Linked DNA regions of Homo sapiens: region 2 is linked to region 1. Evidence: read pairs that join two places in POLR2A ChIA-PET (ENCODE). Cell type or tissue: Caco-2. All regions are shown on one strand. Links, peaks and the distances in the headings refer to the core of each region. The heading gives the core; the rest is flanking DNA.

What was found. ChIA-PET counts read pairs that join two places held together with the same protein. Peaks named below come from ENCODE experiments on the same cell type or tissue, not always from the same donor. Only the 100,000 strongest peaks of a DNase experiment are listed, where the experiment ranks them.
Region 2: POLR2A ChIA-PET joins it to region 1 with 10 read pairs; 3 of 35 experiments call an interaction of 5 or more read pairs at or near these places.

The regions. Positions count from the first base shown.
Region 1 is chr19:50,017,592-50,020,499 of GRCh38, forward strand. The region is part of intron 2 of VRK3 (VRK serine/threonine kinase 3); the gene reads right to left. Among named protein-coding and RNA genes, the nearest start is that of VRK3, 6.3 kb to the right of the region's middle. In Caco-2, for the core only: no CTCF peak of the experiment used is centred there; no DNase peak of the experiment used is centred there.
Region 2 is chr19:50,157,278-50,160,185 of GRCh38, forward strand. IZUMO2 (IZUMO family member 2) reads right to left here. Exons shown (of 7, transcript NM_152358.3): 3 at 2,217-2,303; 4 at 1,953-1,973; 5 at 991-1,071. Among named protein-coding and RNA genes, the nearest start is that of IZUMO2, 4.5 kb to the right of the region's middle. In Caco-2, for the core only: no CTCF peak of the experiment used is centred there; a DNase peak (open chromatin) is centred at 1,490.

The DNA of each region.
Region 1 (2,908 bases), core at 409-2,908:
AAAAAAAAAGTGAAACTATTGAAATAGAAGTTAATATAAACATGGGCTTGTGATTTAATTTCACCTTGAAAGAGAATATTCATTTTTAAATTTTTTTAGAGATAGGGTCTCACTCTGTCACCAGGGAGGAATGCAGTGGCATAATCATGGCTCACTGCAGCCTCAAACTCCTGGGCTCAAGCAATCTTCCCAGGTAGCTGGAACTATAGGTATGTGCCACCACAACTGACTAATTTTTTAAGTTTTTTTTTTAGAGACGGGGTCTCACTATGTTGCCCAGGCTGGTCTGGAACTCCTGGCCTCCAGCAATCCTCCGGCCTCAGCCTCCCAAACTGCTGGGATTGTAGGCATGAGCTACCACCCTGGCTGCAAGAGACCATTCTGATCAAACCCTTTTCCTTTATTCACTGTAAAGGCTGGCTTCTGTTGCAAATGCAAACAGTGGAGTCCTTAAAATCACAGGTTTGGCCCCAGGCTGCCAGATTTCAATCCCAGATCTGCTACATGCTGGGCAAGCTACTTAACCTCTCTGTGTCACAGTCTACCCCACTGTAAAATGGGGCTTCTCCCAGCTCCTATCTGATAGAATGGTCGATGAGGTCTAAATGAATACATTTATATGAGGTGCTGAGAACAGGGCCTGGCCCATAGAAAGCCTTTTATGTTAGTGCTTGCTGTGACCATATCATGCCTTGTACCCAAGTTACTATATTCCAGTCATTAATATTTCTATTCTTCCCTTTCTTCTTTGATAGGAAGTTCTGAGCTCCTCAGGCCTGTCTATTTCCTCTAGGTACTGACTTTTGAAATTATAGAGCTTGTCCTTAAAAACCACAGGCCATCCCCATCAGCTGGTGAAAGAAATCTCAGCCACATGAGGAGAGAAGGGGTCCTGGATTCCTTTTCCTCAGGCTGCAGAAGAGCAGAAACACTCTGTGGCATAAATCTGCCCTTCTGTTTTTTCAAACAAAGGAGTCATGTAAGACATCTGGACTGCAAAGGCTGTTGGTCAAGTATCTTTTACTCTCTAGAAAGCCAGTCATTCTAACTTAAGTTAGCCAGACTAACTTAGTGATTTGTTGTCCTGCTAATAATATGTAAAATAACATCTCTTTCTCAAAGGCACAAATACTGGTGAGCATTTTTGTGAAGCTAGAGGTCTCACTGCCTCTTCCCTCTCTGCCAGGCAAACCTGGGTGTTGACACTGGTGTCACAAGACCAAATTGCCTAGATGTACCCAATAAATATATACACCTACTATGTACCCAGGTAAATTAAAAATTAAAAAAAAGGCCGGGCGCGGTGGCTCATGCCTGTAATCCCAGCACTTTGGGAGGCCGAGGCGGGCGGATCACGAGGTCAGGAGATCGAGACCATCTTGGCTAACACGGTGAAACCCCATCTTTACTAAAAATACAAAAAATTAGCTGGGCGCGGTGGCAGGCGCCTGTAATCCCAGCTACTCGGGAGGCTTAGGCAGGAGAATGGCATGAACCCGGGAGGCGGAGCTTGCAGTGAGCCGAGATAGCACCACTGCAGTCCGGCCGGGGAGAAAGAGCGAGACTCCGTCTCTAAAAAAAAAAAAAAAAAAAAAAGAAAAAAAATTAAACAAAAATTTTTTCTTTTCTGAGACGGAGTCTCGCTCTGTCACCCAGGCTGGAGTGCAGTCGCGCGATCTCGGCTCACTGCAACCTCCACCTCTCGGGTTCAAGCGATTCTCCTGCCTCAGTCTCCCGAGTAGCTAGGATTACAGGCGTGGGCCACCATGCCTGGCTAATTAAAAATATATGTATTTTTAAACTGTATAGAGGCTGGTGCCTGGAAAGTTGTATTAGCGAGAAATAATGTGTGATTGTGATAAACTACTAAGATTTAGAAGTTGCTTGTTGCTGAAGCCTAGCCTAGCCAGACTGTACACTTCTTTTTTATTTTTTAGCAACAGGGTCCCACCCTGTCACTCAGGCTGGAGTGCAATGGCATGATCATGGCTCACTGCGGCCTCGAGCTCTTGGGCTCAAGCCATCCTCTCACCTCAGTCTCCCAAGTATCTGGGACTACAGGCATGTGCCACCATGCCTGGCCTTTTTTTTTTTTTTTTTTTTTTTTTTTTTTTTTTTTTTTACTTTTTGTAGAGATGGGGTCTTGCTATGTTGCCCTGGTCTCGAACTGCTGAGCTCAAGCTCAATCTTCCTGCCTTGGCTTCCCAAAGTGCTGGGATTACAGGTGTGGGCCACCATGCCTGGTCTAGACTTCTTATGTGAACAAAGCGTTTGTTTAGAAATCTGTGATGGTTTTATTTATTTTGAGACAGAGTTTCACTCTGTCACCCAGGCTGCAGTGCAGTGGCACGATCTTGGCTCACTGCAACCTCCGTCTCCTAGGTTCAAGCGATTTTCCTGTCAGTGTCCCATGTAGCTGGGACTACAGGTATGCGCTACCACACCCAGCTAATTTTTTTTTTTTTTGAGATGGACTTTTGCTCTTGTTGCCCAGGCTGGAGTGTAGTGGTGCAATCTCAGCTCACTGCAACCTCTGCCTCCCAGGTTCAAGCAATTCTCCTGCCTCAGCATCCTGAGTAGCTGGGACTACAGGTAGGCGCCACCATACCTAGCTAATTTTTATATTTTTAGTAGAGATGGGGTTTCACCATGTTGGCCAGGCTGGTCTCGAACTCCTGACCTCAAGTGATCCACCCGCCTCAGCCTCCCAAAGTGCTGGAATTATAGGCGTGAGCCTCCACACCTGGCAGAAATCTGTGATGGTTTTACACGGCTTCGTGTTAAATAGAATTTCCCCAGATGCTGACTGCCCTCCAATAAAGATGCCTCCAGGATGCAGCAAGTGCCTAACCAGGTGAGCCCTGCCATACCTATGACAACGTTCCTTCTGGGAGTAAAGCTGGCCAGC
Region 2 (2,908 bases), core at 268-2,767, 140 kb after region 1:
ATAGATAGATGTGGATTCATTATACTTTTTTTTTTTTTTTTTTGAGATGGAGTCTCGCATTGTCACCCAAGCTGGAGTGCAATGGTGCGATCTTGGCTCACTGCAGCCTCCACCTCCTATATTCAAGCGATTCTCCTGCCCCAGCCTCCTGAGTAGCTGGGATTACAGGTGCCTGCCACCACGCTAGGGTAGTTTTTTGTATTTTTAGTAGAGACGGGGTTTCACTATGTTGGCCAGGCTGGTCTCAAACTCCTGACCTTGTGATCTGCCTGCCTCGGACTCCCAAAGTGCTGGGATTACAGGCGTGAGCCACTGCATGTTCGGTCTCGTTGTACTATTCTTTCTGCTATGAGAATACGTTTTTTAGGCTGGGCATGGTGGCTCACGCCTGTAATCCCAGCACTTTGGGAGCCGAGTGGATCACCTGAGGTCAAGAGTTTGAGACCAGCCTGGCCAACATGGTCAAACCCCATCTCTACTAAAAATACAAAACTTATCAGGGTATGGTGGTGCACACTTGTAGTCCCAGCTACTTGGGAGGCTGAGGCAGGAGAATCACTTGAACCTGGGAGGCAGAGGTTGCAGTGAGCCAAGATCCTGCCATTGTACTCCAGCCTGGGCGAGAATCCATATAAAAAAAAAAAAAAAAGAATGTATGTTTTTTAGATTTATGAATGAATGAATGAGTGAATTCAGCACATCCTTCCAAATTCCCCAGGTATAGCAATGGCTAAGAATAAAATCTTTTTCTAGCACCTGCCATTCTGGAGCTAGGGGCATTCTAAAGTTCCAGGGAGTCTTTCCATTTAACAGATGGAGGAAAGTGAATTTCAGAATACAGGAGCAACTTCTGGGCCACACTCTAAGCAAATGGTTAGGGCAGGATTCGAGGCTGCATGTGGGAGCCTCGAAACCCATATCTAGTGGGTCATGGCTGTCTTCATCTCTTGCACGCCTGTCCCATGTCTTCCCCCACCCCCAGAAGCTTACCAAAGCAGTACTTTTTGTGGATACACTTGGGAGTGATCCTCTGGCAATGTAAACAGTCCAACACCTCTTCTTTTAGCAAGCCTAGGCAAGGGGAAAGGGAGAAGTAAGACAAGGGCAGATATCAGAGGACCGGCAAGGGTGGAAAGGAAGAAGGAGAAAGAGGAGATGGGGTCCCTTGGCTTCTCCTAAATTTCATAGGTCCCACTGCCCAGCAGAGGAACTAAGCAAAATGCACTGACAATTCACATAAAAAATAATTGTTATATAATCATTGAAGAACTAAATTCATCCAGTAGATTCAGCATTCTGCTTGTGGACATTTAATTAAACATTTGTTAATTCTGAGTTTGCACTTTTCTTTTTCTAATTTGGAGCCTCTTTTGCAGACACTGGTGAGATGTCTCCTCTTTGGGCACACTGCCTCCTCCTCTACTGGTGCATACAGGAGGGCTACATTTCCCAGGGTGCCTTTCAGTAAACTGTGACCATGTGACCTAGTCCTGGCCAATGGAAAGTGAGCAGGATCATGTGTGTCCCTTCCAGGCTTGGCTATACAACTCAGTGTGATTGCTATTGCTTTTCCTTTTGAAGCATGCTTAGAAGCTGCCATGTGTGTATAGCCTGGATCCCTGAGTCACCACCTGGACTGCCACTCAACTGTCAATGAAATTTGGGTGAAAGAAAAATAAACCTTTGTTGTGTTAAACCACCAAGATGTGAGGGTTTATTTGTTAATACAACATAGCCTATTTTATTGTGACTTACGTACCTTCAAAATGTTGTTTTGCAGATAGTCATTATTTTCATAAACCTTTAAAAAGCAAATCTCCCTAGGTACCATGGCTTTGGGGTAAGGGAACTGCCAAATGGAGTAAGGAGTGGTAGCCAGGCTTGATTTGGGGAGACAGGGTGAAGGGGGTTAGGAGGGTAGAGAAGGGAGAGATAGACGATCCAGAACTCACGGCAAAGTTTGGGGTTGCAGGCTGCAAGAGAAAATTGCTGAGGTGAGTTAAATTGGGATGGCAACTTGATAATTTAATTGGAAAGGGATCAGGAGAGCAGGTAAGGGGTGAGGCTGGGAAAGGAGAGAAGGGAAGATTGGGGAGAGATGAAGAAGGCTGAGCTATAGGGGAGGTGAAGAAGGAGTTTGGGAGAAAAAGTGGTAAAAGGGGATCAAGAGGTCAAGGGAGAAGAGGAGAGGGGATTGGTGGAGAGATATGCTGCACCTTTTAATTCATATGAAATTAAAACTTTCTTGAATTCCTTGATCACATTCGCCCTGAGGGTCACCAGCTCTTCCAGCAGAGGCTCATCTGAGGAGAGAAAGAGATCTCTGTGGGGTGGGAGGCACCCAGAAAGCCCACCCCACTACCTGAAGCTTCCAGGAGAAGAGATGAGGAAGCTCCTCTTCATTTATAAAGGGTAACCAAGACCAGGATTACTAAGGGTCCCCCAGGCAAATCTATGGCCAGGGAGATCCTGCATCTATATTCTGATTCACCGTGGGGCCTAGGCAAAGCCACCCTTCCTTGGCCTCACTTTCCTCATCTGGCAAGTGGATTTGATCTCTCTTCTCCTCTTCTTTTTTTTTTCTTTTTGAGACGGAGTCTCACTCTGTTGCCCAGGCTGGAGTGCAGTGGTGTGATCTCGGCTCACTGCAACCTCGGCCTCCCAAGTTCAAGCGATTCTCCTGCCTCAGCCTCCCAAATAGCTGGGATTACGGGCACGTGCCATCACACCTGGCTAATTTTTTGTATTTTTAGTAGAGACAGGGTTTCGCCATGTTGGCCAGGCTGGTTTCAAACTCCTGACCTCAGGTGATCCTCCCACCTCGGCCTCCCAAAGTGCTGGGATTACAGACGTGAGCCACCGCACCCGACCTCTTCTTTTTTGTGTCTACACTCACTCCTTCATGATT